Linked DNA regions of Mus musculus: region 2 is linked to region 1. The links are chromatin loops, found by intact Hi-C in ENCODE. Cell type or tissue: left cerebral cortex. All regions are shown on one strand. Links, peaks and the distances in the headings refer to the core of each region. The heading gives the core; the rest is flanking DNA. Region 1 overlaps Cdk18 (cyclin-dependent kinase 18). Region 2 overlaps Klhdc8a (kelch domain containing 8A).

Region 1 (8,806 bases), core at 504-8,503:
GTGGGACCGGGTAAGAAGTATAAGTGAAGGGCCGAGGCCGATATGGAGAGGGAGCAACATTGAAGAAGAAAGCAGAGTAGTCAAAGCTAGCAGGCCCCCCACCTCGGTGCTTCTGGGTAGACAGAGTTCTAGCGCCCCCTGGTGACGAGGTGGAGCGTACAGAAAGAAACTAACCTAGGAGACGGAAGATGAGGTGCAACTCCTCCTTGACAGTAGAGCCCGGGAAGAGGGGCTTGCCGGTGGCCATCTCATAGAGGATGCAGCCCACGCCCCTGCGGAAGTAAGGGCAACACTGAGGCCAGGAAGAGCAGGCACGCCTCCTAAGGCTGCTATGTGAGGGGTCCAATGGGGCTTGAAAGGCTTGTAAAACCAACCCCCACTACGGACCCCCTTTGTGAGGCCTGCGTCCCCTTAACTGCTAGGCAGGAAAAGATTCAATACTCTCAGTCTCCGAGGAGCCCTGGGCTCGGCCAGACACCTGTGCTGACTTTAAAGTTGAGTTGGTTTTCATTTTACACCAAATCGTACATTTTAACAATAAAATAGTATGTCCCCTTCCAAGATGTTCCAGGGGAGGCCTCATCCATCTACCCTCTGGTAATTCCCACCTCCACCCCCCTGGGAACCACCTCAGAATTATAGCGTTAGAGGCTCTATAAGCTTGGAGAACCTGATATATTTCAGACTTCATTTGCTAACAGCAGCACATCAGGGAGACGTGAAGCCTAAGGGTACGGATGGCCTGGTTCACTCCTGTCTGCAGCTCACTCACCACATGTCAATGGGGGTGGAGTACTCTGTGGATCCCAGCAGCACATCTGGGGGCCTGTACCAGAGGGTCACCACCTCATTGGAATAGGTCTTTGTAGGCACTGATTTGGCCCGGGCCAGGCCTAGGAACAGACATGTTACTAGACCTCCGCTAAAGGGTCCTAAAGGGTCCTATACTCAGACATCCCCCAGCATTCCTGCACACTGAAGAGGCCGTGTAACCCAGGGGTCAGACCCTCCTGCCAACCTGACCCTGGCATCAGCCTCACCAAAGTCGGCCAGCTTCAGCTCGCCCCTCTCATTGATGAGTAGGTTCTGGGGCTTCAGGTCCCGGTGCAGGATCTTGCGGTGGTGGCAGTAGGCCAGACCCCGGAGCAGCTGGAACATGAATATCTGGCCGAGAGAGCAAGAATGAGCAGCTTAGTGGGACTAGGTCCCACGTGGGAGACCCTACGCCTCTGTCTCAGGCTGGAGAGGAACGGGGACCAGAACAAGTCTCTAGGAAGGCTCCCCAATTCTGTCGCCCACCCTGAAGGCCCACCCTGTAGGCCACCCGAGGACCTGTAGACACCAGAGAATCGCATATGGGGGCAGAGTTCAGGGATGGAGAGGAGGCCGTGAGTGAGAAGAGGCTGGAGCAGTCCCTAAGACGTGAGGTGGGAGAGCAGAGTAAGGGTCCCATAGGTGGGGATGTATGTGCTTGGTCTTTAGGTACCAGAACTGGCCACACACACACACACACACACACACACACACACACACACACACACAGCTTCTCAGAAGCCTCTCTTCCCTCTGGCAGGTAAACTCAGGCTTGGTATTCAGTTAGAGAGGGCTCTGTATCCACAGCTAGACAGAAGAGGATGGTAAGTCTGTGTTCTTGGCTGGGGTGCTCAGATGGCCTCTACACTGACCCTTTCCTCTTCCCTGCATTTGAGGCTCCCGAGTGACCTCAGCAGTCGGTGACAAAGGAAGCGTCCTAAACTGGGTTCTATGGCAGATGGCTGTCATGGGAAGGTCTCTGCAGGCAGGCCCCTCACCTTGACATTGTGCATGTTCATGAGGTTCCCACAGTGGTCTAGGTACTGTTTCAGGTCACTGTCCTGGAACAGACAGACAGGTTCAGGCCTGTCCTCTGCCTGGCTGGTGGTCCAGGCTCAGGCTGAAAGGAAGCCCTGTCCTGTCTGGGCCCATGCCTGCTGGTGGCACAGTACCCTGGCCCTGAATCCTTGGCCCACTTCCGCATGAGAACTTAATTGGCAAACAAAGGCTTGGGTCCTTCCCTCAGCCCATCCCTCCCACTCCCTCACTCTCTCTCCTCCCCACCCCACTTCACCCACCCTCAGGGGTGAGCCCCAGTCCAGCTCACCAGGTACTCAAACACCAGGGTGAGGGACCGATCTGTGTGAATGAGGTCATGCAGGGTCACAATATTGGCGTGTTTCAGGTCCTTCAGCAGAGACACTGGGGAGACAGGACCACTTGGGTCCCCAGGCCCACCAGTACCTCCCACTATCCCTTCCTGGGGCCAGCAATGGCCCTCCACCCAGGCTCCCACCAGGTGCAGGCTGCTGAGCCCCTTGTCCCAGAGGCCTGGGGTGCAGACCCGGACATTGTACCCTCTCGAATAGCAGTGCAGGGCGCCCCTTCCTCATGCTCCAGCCGGATCTCCTTCAGGGCCACGAGGTTCTCTGTCAGCTTGCTGCGTCCCTTGAAGACGGTGGCATAGGTACCCTGCGACAGGGGAATCCCTGGTCAGCCCCAGATCATCCTGCTCACACTCTCCCTCCCAGCCCCACCTCTTACATCCTAGCTTGGGCTAGGATTCAAGCAAGCTGGGTGCCCTCTGTTCAGATTCTGTTTGCTCCAAAGTCTGCTTTCTCTTAAAGTGTCCCTATCGAGTCCCCGGCTGGAACGGACTGCGTTTGTCCCTCTGTTCCCATGTTGCGGCCTCTCTCTTAGCATAACTCTGCCTTGCTCTTAGATTATGGTGATGTAGCCACTTTTCTGTCTCATAAACCTATACCCCCTCCAGGCCACCAACCCTGACACAGGACACCAAAGCAGTTTAATAACAGTGTCCTTGCTGTGTGCCAGGCACTAAGAACCGTACATAAGCTTCTCCTGGTACCCTTCCATACCCCCAACAGTAGTTATTTTCATCCTTTGACAGAGAATGAAACTGAGGCATGAAGAGAGAGAGAGCGAGCACAGGACACGCTAAGGTCATGGAGCAAGCAAGTGGAAGACATAGGATTCAAATCCAAACCATAGCTATTTGAAAGGGGGGAGAAAGACTAGATCCTGTGCAGAGACCTCTGTCTTCAAGAGCAGGGCATAGGGCATCTAACACCAGCTCTGGAAGCTAGGCAGGCTGCTTGGGCAAGTAGTGTGACTCCATGAACCAGGAGGCATGGGGGGGGGGGGGGCAGAACAGAGTCAAAACCATCCTACCTGCTGCCAGAGAGAGCAATGTTGGTCTCTTACCTCCCCCAGTTTGTCCAGTTTCACATATGTTTCCAGTTTCCCAAAGCCGATATCTGACTGGGAAGGAGACACAGGGGACGGTGAGATTCAAAGCCCCAGCAGACCTTCCTAGTCAAAGTGAAGGAAGTGAGACACCCCCATTGTACAGAGAGGAACCAAGGCTAACATCTCAAGCAAGGACAGCTTCAAACCCTCCTTTTTCTCCTCTCCCTTCATCCTTGTGAATGCTGAAGATCCTCTGGAAATGGGGGCCCCTCTTCCGAGAGTCGGATATGAGTACACTGAGCTGCCCGGCCTGTCCGCCCGCCGCCTACCTGCCTGCCTGCCGGGCTCTCTTGCTCAGGTTGCTAGCTCCTCTGTCACTCTCTACTATGTGGGGGTCCACTTCAGAGCCCAGTTCCCTAGTCATCAGTTCATCTCGTCTAGCTCAGGATAAGACGCGTCGTCGTAATAAGATAGAGCTGAGACCCACTTGCCAGAGCTAGACGCTCCTAACGGGCAGCTGGGACCTAAAGTCTGGGGGTGAGGTGGGGGTGTCGGTGAGTCTTTTGTTTCTTTGTGGTTGGCTTTTTGTTTGTTGTTTTGTTTTATTTGGGAGGTCTTTCATTTTTATCAAGCATTATATAACATATATGTGCTATATAATATACTGTGTGGCCTTCTGGCAGGAAGAGATGACCATAGCTGGGGGGTTTCCCTCCTTTGGGGAGGTGTGAGTTTGTTTGTTTGTTTTTTCTCATTAGTCAGGAAAATGTTTCCCTCATCAATTTTCTTCAAGGCGCTGGACACAGAGTATCGACTGCCTATCTCTCTCCATCAAAGATCACTGGTAAGGAAGTCTAGCTGCTCTCTAGACCTTGTTCCCACCAGTGAACTTGTGGACGCACACAGTGGCTATTTTGGGGGTGACCATGCTTATGTCCATGATGGTGAGGCCAGGGAGAACCTTGAACCACATCTCTGCATAGTGAAACACAACCTGAACCCTATCCAGATACTCCTGGTTTTGTTTTGTTTGTTTTATTTGTTTGAGGCTGTCTTACAGCGTACCCTAGGCTAGCCAGGAATTACATAGCCCAGGTAAACCTTGAATTCTTAACAGATGGTTGTGAGCCACCATGTGGTTGCTGGGATTTGAACTCAGTACCTCTAGAAGTGCAGTCAGTGCCCCTAACCGCTGAGCCATCTCTCCAGCTCAAGCCTTGAATTCTTAACACTCCTGCAACAGCCTCCCAAGGAATCCTGGGAGTACAGACATGAGTCCCAGCACTGATTTAGTGGCCTTAACTAGGGAGACCCTGGGGTTCCCAGGGGATTTGGGGGCTACTTGGCTTCATGCATTGACTTAGAGAGACCGCTTATTAAAACCCTCAGGGGGCCAGCAGGTGGCGCCAGAGGCATAGGAATCTTTCTGGAAACCACTGTAGGCTTCAGCTGGCACAAAGAAGGCCATACTGGTGTCTCACACCCTTAGACTCACCAGGGAGGCACGGCGGGACATGCGGGTGAGAGGCTTGGGCAGCCCTGGGTTCTCCAGCTGTAGCTTCTGCAGGAATTCCTGGGGTAGGCGGATGTCCATGGGCAGAGAGAGCCTCTTGTTGAGGTCCTGAGGTGGCAGAGATGGGATGGGAACATCATGTTGGCCCCAGAAGGTCCTTGCCTCTCATTCTGGATCTATCTGTCCATATAAGGAAGGCTAAGCCTCAGGCTCACAGTTACCTGAGGGGCGTACATTTATGAACCTGCAAGGATTACTGTGTGACCTTTAGAAGGTTTCTTCCCCTCTCTGGGCCACAGTAGAACATAAATAAATCTCATGCCATCACAATGTAATTTTGTAAGCACAGTTTTTTTTTTTTTTTTCTATTCTTGGCACGGGTATGTGGGCTATAAAAACAGTCAATTGTCTAACCAAGAATGTTTTAGCACTTGACATATATTCTCACTGAACCCCCACCATAAGCTGCACCAGTTTGAGCCCCCCAGTGGCAGGCTCTACAGCAACCACCCTGCTAAATTTACTGCTGTGGACGTGTGTGACCCATGGAGCCCGGGAGGGGCACCCTCACCTCCATGGAGAATCGGCGCTGGTTCTGCCGTTGTTGATACTGCATGCCAGGAGACAGCTGCTCAGGCTCATCTGTGCCATCTGTGGGGGAGAAAGCGCCTGATGACAGCCCACAAGACTGAGTGGCATGTCTGAGTGGGACAAGTGTCAGTCCCTACCTCCCACCCAGAGTATGTGAACAGCCCAGAGCACCCCCACCCCTTCTTCCCAATGTCAGCTAGTCATCAGGGTCACAGGGAGCCTGGGTGGAAAAGAGCTAGGTGGCCTGACCCTCACCCTCATTCGTCTGAGTGTGGAGTTGGTTGAACTGCTCAGTGAACTCAGCCAACGACTCCTCAATGGTCTCTGGGCGGGGCACGGACAGGGAAAGCCTTCGCTTGAAGTTCTTCATCTTGTTCATGATCAGCAGGGGTCCAAGATGGGTCCTGGGACAGAGAGGAGAGAAGAGGGCAATGTGGACAGTCTGGACCCATGGGAGCCAGGCTCTGCACGGGGCATGCTTAGGTCACTCAGACCAGAGCCACAGCTCCGTGATTGCAGGCTCTAACCCTGTTCCTTTCTCCAGTGAGTCTCGGCTATCTTCTGACTATGAACATTCCCTCCCCTGCATCACAGCATCAATGGCTATAGCTACAGGTTTGCAAGGGGCCACTTCAGACATTCAACCTCCAGGGGCAGGAGGTCTAGACATCTCTGGGGCAGGTTATCTGAACTGCATGGCCCTCGGGCCATCTCTGCTCTTTCTGAAGGAGCCTAACTGGCTGGTGGCTGCTGGCCACCTGTCAGCAGGTTGCAAACTCCATGATCCCTTTTACTGATACCAGAACACATCCCCTCTCTGGCTCATCCTGGATCCTTAGGAAGAAGATCAAAGGACAGTAAATGCATGGCCCAGCTCTACCTCTGCTCCAGATGCAATGTGCAAGTCAGGGACAGCGTGGGAAACTCAGCCAGCCCAGGAAAGGGGAAACCTGCGCTGCTGGGCCCTCTGTTGCTTCAGTCCTTTGAGCAGGCCTGGATTCCCTGGGCTGAGGACACAGTGGGGCAGAAGGTGCCCTGTTCTATGGCCCTCTGCATGCTGTTTTCCACAGGTAGACCCTTTGTTCTTCTCTCTCTCTCTCTCTCTCTCTCTCTCTCTCTCTCTCTCTCTCCTCTTTCTCTCCCTCCGTCCCTCCCTCCACTCCTTCTCCTCTAGCTCTATTCTGAGATTGTCTCACTGCGTATCTCTGCCTGGTTTGGAACTCATTATTTAGACCAGGCTGGCTTAGAACTTAGAGAGATCCACTTGCCTCAGCCTCCTGAATGCTGGGATTAAAGGCATGAACCACCGTGCTTTTCCTATAGGCTCATCCCTCCACCTGCTTCATAGGCTCTCTCACAACCATATCTCCATCCTGCTGGGCCCCACAAAGCCTTCACCTACAGTGGGGCTTCAGAAACCAGAGGCTACATAACCCTTTGACCTCCCCATCCTAGCCAGGAAGGCACTAGGAAGGCTGTTTAGGAGGGGCCACCTGCACTCCTCCCTGGGCCTACTTATAAGCCACTTCTGGAGGATGCTCAGGCCTGCGGCTGGCTAGCACCCAGTTGCCAAGGCAACCAGGCCCCTCCTGAATCCTCCTGGTTTAAAGGATTATGGGTCAGTAACATGTTTGCTTTGCCTAACGATCATATCCTCCATCCTCTATGAGCTTTGAAAAGGTCCGCTCCCTGGCACTCCACGCTCCAGGCTGCCCCTACCACCACTGAGCTGGGCCCTCAGGCTCTCCTGACCCAGGCCTGGGCCTTTCCAAGCAGAAGGCTCTGATCTGCCCTGCCAGCTGAGCCCTCCTCTGCTGAGCAGCCTGCAGTCCAAGTCAGTTCAGCACACGGCTGATGGAGCATCTCCTGATTACAGCACGGTGCCAGACACGAGGTTACAGTAACTAACCAAGACCCCTGTTCCCAAGGAACTCCGGTTAACGATGGCACTCTGCTGCGGGCTCTCCCCAACTTCCTTGTCTTGCCTACCTGGGTTCCTACTCTTTTCATTTCTTCTAACAGCCTCAGCCTGCTCTCTGCAGAACTCTGGGAGAAAGCTCCCAGAAGACAGCCACATTGCTATCTGCCCTATCTGTGGCATCTAGCTGAAAGGACCCATAGAGGCTCTAAGGAGGCAACGAAGACAGATGGGCTCAGTGACAAGAAGACTTGTCACACCCTGCCTGGTAACTCTCATTCCCAGCAAGACCGGAGGACAGCGATCACTCTGGGTACATGTCCATTGTTGTCCAGGTGTGCTGAATGGCAGAATGACCAGAAACATCAGAAAAAAAAATCCAAACCACCAGCTTCTGGAACTGGGGCCTGGGATTAACGCTTGGGACTGAACCTAGGGCCTTGCGAGGAAAATGCCACCTTCTCCTCACTATTAAGATTTTTAAAAAATATATGTATATGTGTTTGTAAGTATACCTGTGTGTGTGTGTGTGTGTATGTGTATATATATATATATATGTCACATGCATGCAGGTACCCCTGGGGGCCAGAAAGGGGAGGTGGATCCTCTGGAACTGGAGTTACAGGCATCAGTGAGATGTCTGGTATGGACTCTAGGCAGGGGACTCAGGTCCTCTGGAAGCACAGCAGACACCCTCGGCCACAGATCCATGGTGCCAGCCCGTTCTCCTTTGGCAATGGGTATTTTGATGTAGCCCTGGCTAGCTTTGAATTTCCAGTCTTCCTGCCTCAATCTCTCCAGGGCTACGATTACAGGCTTATCCCTCCAAGACAGGCAGAAGATATATTTTTAAGACAGTGTCTCCAATAGCCGGCATGTAGAGACATGGTTGGCAGGATCTGGGGTTCAGGTGAGGGCTAACTGTCAGCTCATTCTTCCAAACTGTCATCTGGGTTAGGAGGGGAACCCCCAGACCTGCAGAGGATACAAGAAGGAGACAGATACTGTGGCAGGAGTCCCATAAAAGAGGACCTGCTCTGACTGGAGAACATATTTATACTCTAGGAGTAAGCCAAAGGGAACTGTGTGTGTGTGTGTGTGTGTGTGTGTGTGTGTGTGTGTGTGTGTGTGACCATAGCTGAAGGGACATGGGGCACATGGCTAAGGCCATTCTAGTGGAGGCAGGAGACACATGCCCTTGGCTGCTCATGGCTTCAGCTCTACAACCAGAGCCGTCTTTAAAAAGTTCTCCCTACAGTCATCCTATAGTGTGGGCTTATGGGATTGTGTGATGGATTTCTGGCTCAGGGATCTCCCAGTAGCTGCCATGATTTACACCCAGGCTTTTGTTCCGGGTGGATGACTTCTTCAAGACAAGGACCAAGCCAAAATCCCATCTGCTCTAGGGTTCAGTTAGGAGCAAAGAGCCAATAGCTGGCCTAGGACGGAGTGGGGGATGGAACAAAGAGGAAAAGCTGGAAATGCAGAACGGGACCCAGGCTCTTAGGCTTAAGGCTTGACCTGAGCAGAGAGCAGGGCTA
Region 2 (8,806 bases), core at 475-8,474, 190 kb after region 1:
GGTGAGTTCCCTGGAAAGGGATGCCAACAGCCTGAGCATTTCATGGCCATGGGGGATAATCACATTGCCCTAGCCTTGAGGAGTCTTTCAAAGGACTGAATAACAGAAGAGCAAGCCCAGTCCTCTCTGTTCTCAGGAACTGCTTTTTTTTTTTTTTTTTTTAATTCACCCTCTACTCTCTACCCTGCCCCACCTCCCCACCTCCAGGGGGACGACAATCTAAGTATGCAGTCAATGCCTTCGAGGTCTTTGATATAGAGTCTCGGTCCTGGACCAAGTTCCCCAACATTCCCTGTAAACGGGCTTTCTCCAGCTTTGTGACCCTGGACAACCACTTATACAGCCTAGGAGGCCTGCGCCAGGGCCGTCTGTACCGGCAGCCCAAGTTCCTCCGGACAATGGATGTGTTCGACATGGAACAGGGTGAGCTGGGTCCCCATTCCCTTGGCTCCTTGCTCTCTTCTGACTGGTCCCCACTTTCCCCATCAGGACAGTCTCCCTGGGGCTGGCTGCTTACATATCCAGGCAGCCTTCTCTGAAGTCTGAGCATCCTTCCTAACTTACGGCTATGCTTGGAGTCAGATTCTTTTCAAGGCTCCTTTGGCCTGCTTGTCTGTTTTCACTATGGCCTTTCCTCTCCATCCCCAGTATTTGTGCAGGACCAGCTTAGGGAGGGCCTCTTCCTTTGCTGATGGAGAATCAGGAATCTTGATTACTCCTCTCATTGTCTTTAATCAGATTCCTGTGGGAAATCTAAATAGAACAGGGGGCTCACGGGAAGTCTGTATTTTAGACTGGGACAAGCACCCGAGAAGACCCAAGTGGTAGAGGGTGTCATTTCAATCAACAGGGCATGCTCCCTGCACCCTGGATGCCAGGGTGAATGGAAGGGGCGCGGCCACCAGGGTGAGAGCCACATGGGATTCATCTGTATTTGTTAGAGAACATTAGCGCCTAATCCTCTTTCTCTGTCCTGTCATTATGCGCGGCTTGCAGGGGGATGGCTGAAGATGGAACGCTCATTCTTCCTCAAGAAACGCCGGGCAGACTTTGTGGCTGGTGGTCTGAGTGGAAGGGTCATAGTGGCTGGGGGCCTTGGTAAGGATGGAGCATCTCCACTGTGCTGTGTTGTGGCCCTGGGACTTGGGAGGTCCTTGGCACTGCACTGGAGCAACGGATGGTACTGACTCCATGCGTACCTCCCACTGAGTTACTCCAAAGAATTCAGTGTGGTCTGGACTTGACCTTTCCATGGGCCCCATATATGTTCTTTCAATTTGGAAATAGGAAGATGGAGAGCTATAAATCATAAGGGACACATGAGCTCCTGGGCTGCACCCAGGTCCCTGAGTCCCTTTCTGGGGATAGATAGAGACAAAGGGAAAGTCTTCATCTTTCCTTGACCTAACGCCATTGTGGACATCCAGCTCTTTTAGGATAGCAAAGCATGTGATCAAATAGATGCTCCTAATTCTGGGTTTGAGCCCTCTCAAAGGCTGCCGCTATTTTGAAGGAAAGTCTGGGACTTAGAGGCACACTGAAGTCTTTAGGACACAGTGATAAAGGCAGTGTGTGTGTGTGTGTGTGAACAACCAGAGTTTACTCAGTGTAGACATACTCATTCATGAACAACTATATGGGCTAGATTATGAGGGAAGCTGTGTGTGTGTGTGTAAAATCAGGAGTAAGTATTCTAAAAACTTCTGATATCTAAGACAGGAAAAAACAATTCTATTTTTAAGATGAAAAGGAAAAGAAGGGACAAGGGACAAAGTTTTTGCTTCTGGGTTGGGAGATGGTCACTGTGGGACATGGCTTGGTGGCTGGGCTCCTTGGTCTAAGGTCTGATTCCCCTGTTGCTTTCAGGAAACCAGCCCACTGTCCTGGAGACAGCAGAAGCATTCCACCCTGAGAAGAACAAGTGGGAGGCACTCCCCCCCATGCCCACGCCCCGCTGTGCCTGCTCCAGCATTGTCTTCAAGAACTGCCTCCTGGCTGTGGGGGGTGTCAGCCAGGGACTGAGCGATGCGGTAGAGGCACTGTTTGTCTCTGACTCCTAGCTGGCCGGAGCAGCACCTTTGCCTGGTCAGCATCACTCCAATCCTGACATGAGGAATGGTCTCATCAAAGCAGTTTGGACTACTTCCTCAGGCTCCTACTCCTGTGAAGAGACAGAGAGGTCAAGCCCTGGGGCTCTCAGTGACCTCTCTCTAACCCTGCACTCTCAGAAAGCAGAGCTGACTCCGCCAGTCAGTCAGTGCTGGGCTGTGGACTGGGGAGAAGCTTCACTCAGTGCTCAGACACAGCAGGGCAAAGTTCCCTCCTCTCGTCTACCTCGTGAGGTGGAGGGCATTGCCACCCAGAGGGAGATCCTTGTTGTCCTTCCCCATCTCTGAGGTAGTTTGAGTGTCGTGAGAGATAAACTAATGAAGAACAGGGCACCCCCAATCCCTTGTTTCTCTTTGGTTGACATCCATTCCCCATATAGAAGTCAACTGTAGACCTGCCCCAGATCTCACCTACCTATCAGGAATTGCACTTGAAGCTAGGGCAGTTGTGTAGGAAGGAAGCTGGGGGCTCACACACCAGGCCAACAGCTTTGGCAGAAGAGACTCTTCCTCTCAGGTCCCAGTTGGGCATGTGATGATGGAGTGTCAATATCTTCTGTATTCTGCCTTCTGCCACCTTCTCCTGACCTGAGGCCTGGCCACTCTGTGTCCCAACAGCTCTCAGAGTGTTTCTGCGTGAAACTGTCTCATTTACATACACTGTGGCTTCCAAATCCACAAAGGGTGGATTAATTGCACTCCGGTTAATAACAGCAGCACAACAATTGGCATCTTTATCCCTGTCTTCTTTGGACCCTGGAGACAAGGCAGGAGGGTCCTGGTTTGTAGATAGAAAACCCCATGAGATCATCTCCCACCGTGTTCTCCCGAGAAAGAGGGACCCATTGGCCACCTGCTCTTGAAGAGTGCTACCTTCCCTAGGCCACAGCTGTCCCACTCTCAAAGAGCTCAAAGAGAAAACCAACCAGTTTTTCCTTCTCTTGGTACGCACACATATGTTTGGCCAAGGTTGTGACCATTCAATCTTTTCTAGGTTATACCCATGTCTAACCTTGATCAATTCTGCTGAAGCTCATTTTAGGCAAAAGATGAAAGACCTGTTAATTGACTTAAAAGCAATTGGGTGGCCATAAGGGGGTCAGAAGGATGGATGGATGTGCCTTCCCTTTGGCCTACACAGCAGCTCTTTGTGCTACTTCCCAGTCATTCATATTGGATTAGGATCTAGCTTGGGGAAGAGCACTTACCCAGCATGCTCAGGGACCTGAGTCCCATCCTCAGCACAGAAAGCAAACTGAACTAGCTCTGAGTTAGCCCTGAGGACACCAAGAATAATGACTCCCCAGCCCCCACCCCTGACCCCCAGGCTGTGGAAGAGGCAGGGCTCAGGTGATTAATTGCCTCCCAAGGAGCCAGAGCTGGAGGATAGCCTATCAGGGTTTCAGGGGTCAGAGGCCCTTCTTTCTGGTGGTGGTAGGGGTCATACTCCCCGCTGGATCTTCAAGGACCTAGTGAAACCTGGATCATGAAGGGAGGTGGGTTGTTGGCTTTATCTTTGGGTGCCAGGAGGACACTGCCACCTGCTGGCCTAGCAGTTTTTTCCTCACTGAGGTGAAGCGGAAGATTGTGGCCTCTAATGAACAGACCACAAAAGAAACCTCCATTGCTTATGGATCCAATACCGTTAAGTACCCCTGAACTAACCATTAGAAAAAAAAGAGTCGGGGAGCTACAGAGGACAGGTGGCTTCTCAGAGCAAGCTCCCTCTCCCTTTCCAACCTCTACTTCTGTCCTGCCCATATCATTCCCAACCCAAGAGGAGCCAAGCCATACCACATCTGAGGATAGAATTGGATCCTTTTAAGATAGTTGGAACCTTAGAGGCCCAGCAGGTTCTATGAGGTTGAATTAGATATTGACCTTATCAGAGCAATTTAAAGCTGGAGCTGGTATCTGTTAGGGTCACCCCTGCCCAAGGTCCATTGTGGGAAGACTAGGGATACCTCAGTGAGGGGTGAGGGAAGCCCTTGATGTCTGTGTTAAAACGTGTGGTTCTATATGCCTCACATCTCAGAGGGAGCACAGCCAACGACCTGCCTCAGGCCTCACACATCCAGTTGCCACAGGCCTCCCCTCACCACACCCTTCAGAAGGTCCCTTACCCTCCTGAGTTCCCAGTCTGTCTCACAAGGTGGTACAGTACCTGCTTCAGTACCCTGGTCAGCGCTGAGCACAGGAGGGGGTTGATGCCCAGCTGGGCAACATAATGAGACTCAGACTTCCAGAGTCAGAAACTGGACACGATGCTTACTTTTAGTTCCAACACTCAGAGGCAGGGGGATCTCTGTAAGTTTGAGGCCAGCCTGGTGTACATAGTAAATTCCAGGACAGTCAGAGCTACATGGAGAGACCCCGACTCACCCCATCCCCTCAAAATCAGGACTACTGAAAGGATTTAAATATTGGGGAGAGCATGTGGAAGAATGCAGAGGCATTTCTGGGGACATGAGACTGTAATGCAGGCCAGCAGATCCACAACAAAATCTCTACATGCCTTGTGGAAGAGTCTAGACTTCATGCATGCAGGAAATTAAGAGCAAATGAAGGTCACCATCACACCAAGTTCAATGAGCAGGGCAGGGAAAACAAGAATTTTCTGACTCCTGAACTCCTGCATCAAGCCCATGGTTAGAGCCGGGCCTCCCGAGAAAAGCGCAAGAGCAACACTTTTCCTGCACTGACTGGAAGAGCCCAAGGCAAGGCAAGGTCTGAGCTGACCCTGAGGGGAGCTGAGGCTTAGAGTGGAAAGCTTGGACCATGTTCTGGTGGTGGGTCTCCGGCCTTATTCCTTCCCCATCACAGTGCCAGTGGAAGGAGGCACGGTCCCCAGGGAAGGGGGGAGAGCCAGCCGGCGGCCAGAGCTGGATTCCCTGAGTGCCCTACACTGATGCCGAGAAAAGTTGTGCTCCTCTTGTGCTATGATCCTCTTTGTTTCAATGACTTGTTTCTCAAACGCTAAAGCTACTTGGGCTGCATGGGCAGCTGTGTACCTGCCTTTCAGAAGCCCCAGGGCCCTCGTGTGTTCTATGGAACAAAATGCTTATAATCCAGCTCCTACAGACTCTTGAGAGTGAACACTGCAGACATGCAGTCTATGTGCCTTGACTGCCTTAAGCCAGTTCCTGGCACTGCCCCCAGAACCCCCCTCCCCAACATCTACACTGCCTGTACTCTACTCTCCTTTCTCGCTCACACTTGCACCCTGCTCCCCTTACACGCGTACTCACCATCCACCCTCTCATTCAGACATGCCTCCCTGTGCACACTTTTCATGCAAATGGCCACCCACACTCAAGCACATCTTTACAAACACATCATACACGCCCCCTTATGGACATCTGTCATGCCCATAGCTTTGATTTCACACTCATGTAACTCATGTACACTTGCTCTCAATTGTCCGCTGTGGCCAGACTTAAAATTACCTCCCATCCCCACCCCATCCCCCCGGTTTTTTGTTTGTTTGTTTGTTTTTGTTTGAGACATGGTCTTACTGTGTAGCCCCCACCTCCACTAGCCTGGAACTTGCTATGTAGACCAGGCTAGCTTTGAACCCATAGAGATCTACTTGCTTCTGCTTTCTAAGCATTGGGATTAAAGGCATAGGCCGGCCACCACGCCTAGCTCAGAATCCTTTCAATTCAACCATTTGGCCATGTCTCCACACCCAGAATCTTTATCATTTGAAGGATGGACGGCTACAGCGTTCTGTGCTTCTTGCCAAGTCAGGGTCATCTGTTGCCCTGCCCTGCCCTGTCCCCTCTGTATCATCACTTCTCCCCCTAATGATTCCATACCACAGTTTGCCACTGGGGCTAGAGGAACTTTTAGAAACACACTTGGGCTGAGATCCTTCTGTGTTACCAGTGAGGAATCAGGCCTAAAGGTATTCTGTACTCTGACTCCTGAGAAAGCTGCCGAGCTCCACCATGGAGGGACTACCCGACCTTCCTCATTTGCCCTCTCTGCCTAGTACCTGGCTGATACCCTGCACAGTGCCAGCACAGGCTGCAGCAGAGTACGGATAAGTGAACAGCAGATTGTCCTTTCAGATGGCTTTCCCTGGGGATGAGCCAAGAAGGACCCAGTGCCTAAGCCCCACCCTAACCCCAATTTGACAAGACCTCTTCTCTTGCATAGACAGCTTGTGTGTGTGTGTGTGTGTGTGTGTGTGTGTGTGTGTGTGTGTGTGTATTCACGCGCGCGCACACTACCTCCATCCTTCCAAGAGGAAATAACTCACAGATGACTCAGAGGGTCTTCGGGAGGATGGATAGAGACAGAGAAGTGTCTGGACATTTGGTGCATGCAGGGTCTGAAGGCTGTGGAGAGTTAAAATTTGCCTTCTTGTTTGCCTATGCCATAAGGAACAGCCAGGTTGGACTCCAGGCTGGCCGCCAGTGGCCTTGGAGTTTGTGGGGGCTCCCTGGGTTCGTGAAGCTTTTCTTCTGGTTAACCTTGGATTAGGTGGCCACCGTTTTGGGGTGGTCCACCCTGCTCGCTCACCTGGACAAGATAAAGACTTGGAATCATTGTGCCTACTGCTCAACAGGAAATAAGCATTTGGTCCTTTTCTCCATCTCAAAAGTAAACAAATGTAAGAAAACAATGACATATAACTCTCGTTCCCAGAATCCCCTGCTCCACAGCCCCGACTTGAAGAAGGGGGATGACTGGGGCCTTCCTTTCTAGGTTGTTCCTGTTGGACCTGGGACAGGAGCTTCTAGAGCCTTAGTGAAGCAGGCTCCACCCTAGGCAGACCCTCTCCCTCACACAGTGACTGGCTTCCTTTGCACCCCCATCACCACACGAAATATTTAGTACCCTCTCTGCCCAGACTTTCACTGCATTCCCCCCACCCTTCTGGAGATCTTGGCTATAAATCTGACTGAAGGCTCAGTAACTCAACCTTCCCTTCAGCCTCCCAGCCCTCATAAAAGCCCCAGCCTCAGCTCCCCATAAAGGCTATCCTTCCAGCCTGCCCCTTCCCACTCAGCACTCCAGACTCCCTCTCTCCTCAGCCCCTCCCCATCTGCCTGTCCCGTCCACCCTGAACACCCCTCTGTGCGTGGCAAATGTAAGCCACTCCTTTTCTAGTCCTCTAGCCACAGTTTTCTGAGGTCTCTTCAGGTTGTGATGCTGTCACTAACCCATGTGTCCCAGGACATCCCAGAGAGCCTGTCAGGTGGGAACTATAGGTATAGCACAGAGCAATTAAAGTCAGAAATTCAGAAGCTCAGAGAAAGCACTGACTGTGAGAGGAAACTGTACCCTGCCCTCTTTCTTTCTTTCTTTCTTTCTTTCTTTCTTTCTTTCTTTCTTTCTTTCTTTCTCTCTCTCCCTTCCTTCCTTTTTTCTCTCTCTCTTTCTTTCTTTCTTTCTTTCTTTCTTTCTTTCTTTCTTTCTTTCTTTCTTCCTTCCTTCCTTCCTTTCTTTCTTTCTTTCTTTCTTTCTTTCTTTCTTTCTTTCTTTCTTCCTTCCTTCCTTCCTTCCTTCCTTCCTTTCTTTCTCTCTCTCTCCCTTCCTTTTTTCTTTCTTTCTTTCTTTCTTTCTTTCTTTCTTTCTTTCTTTCTTCCTTCCTTCCTTCCTTCCTTTCTTTCTTTCTTTCTTTCTTTCTTTCTTTCTTTCTTTCTTTCTCTCTAAAGATTTATTTATTTATTATATGTAAGTACACTGCAACTGTCTTCAGACACTCCAGAAGAGGTCATCAGGTCCTACTACAGATGGTTGTGAGCCACTATGTGGTTGCTGGGACTTGAACTCAGGACCTTTAGAAGAGCAGTCGGGTGTCTCACCAGCCCCCCTGCCTGCTTTCTTGCTTCAGTTCTTCCCTACAGAAGACAGACACAGAACCAGGTCAGAAACTAAGCAGAACTTCAAATCCCCTTGCTTATGGACTTGCTCCCACAGCGTAGGCTCTCATAGGACTTCTAGGTCAGCAGTTTATGATCTCTGGTGATGATGGCTCCTTAATCCAGCTTGCAATAGCCACCCCCGAATACCAGACTGTACCGGTGTTATTCAGGGCCACGACGGAGGAATGCTGGCTCCCACCTTCCTTTACCCAGGGCCAGGAGCTGCTGACCCGGCTAAAGAATGTGCTTTGCTTGGGGTTAACATTCCAGGATCAGCTTGGAAGCCCAAGGACTTGTGTTGGCAGCAGGAGCCAACTGGGCACAAGGCAGAGAGGGGGGACTAGACATCGCCCCTCAAATCCAGGCACATATCCCTTCTATATATTTCCTAGTCACTCCTGGGAATGGAGGCAGAACTGACAGGAAGAACATATTCTCTCATTTATATGAAGTGAAGCTACTGGGCCCTGAGCTGCAGTGTCCCTTGCGATAAGCCCCACCTGCTGGGGAGCCTAGAACTCTCTATAAAGCCACTTCCAAGTTCAGGGTTTCACTAGGGCAATTAGGCTTAAGGAGGCTCAGTCACATCACCCAGCCCTGTCTCTGACTCCCACTCAGCCTTGTTGTGCTTCCTGCCTCATTTGCATCAACTACCAATGCACCCAACACCTAACCCAAGGCTCAGTGAAGAGGCATTAAGGTTCTGTGCACTGGAGTGTTGACAGCTAGAGAGACAGGAGTTATTTTTACTGACACAGTCTCAGGCGTCAACGGTCCCGGGTGACTTACTGCGGTGGAACCACTCAGGGAGCCCATGGAAAG

Evidence for each region. Peaks named below come from ENCODE experiments on the same cell type or tissue, not always from the same donor. Only the 100,000 strongest peaks of a DNase experiment are listed, where the experiment ranks them.
Region 2: it touches region 1 in a loop (6-fold over the local background); 8 of 42 quality-filtered maps call a loop at or near these places.

Annotation. Positions count from the first base shown.
Region 1 is chr1:132,116,710-132,125,515 of GRCm38, forward strand. It overlaps Cdk18 (cyclin-dependent kinase 18), which reads right to left. Exons shown (of 16, transcript NM_008795.2): 2 at 5,603-5,751; 3 at 5,328-5,407; 4 at 4,739-4,864; 5 at 3,259-3,315; 6 at 2,391-2,505; 7 at 2,141-2,235; 8 at 1,812-1,874; 9 at 1,041-1,164; 10 at 773-893; 11 at 175-272. The coding sequence starts at 5,726. Among named protein-coding and RNA genes, the nearest start is that of Gm37120, 19 kb to the left of the region's middle. In left cerebral cortex, for the core only: a CTCF peak has its summit at 4,645 (motif pointing right); DNase peaks (open chromatin) are centred at 4,676, 5,379 and 6,935; H3K27ac peaks cover 802 bases.
Region 2 is chr1:132,302,733-132,311,538 of GRCm38, forward strand. It overlaps Klhdc8a (kelch domain containing 8A), which reads left to right. Exons shown (of 5, transcript NM_144810.5): 3 at 208-423; 4 at 997-1,098; 5 at 1,867-4,625. The coding sequence ends at 2,060. Among named protein-coding and RNA genes, the nearest start is that of Klhdc8a, 8.5 kb to the left of the region's middle. In left cerebral cortex, for the core only: a CTCF peak has its summit at 3,650 (motif pointing left); DNase peaks (open chromatin) are centred at 3,652 and 5,424.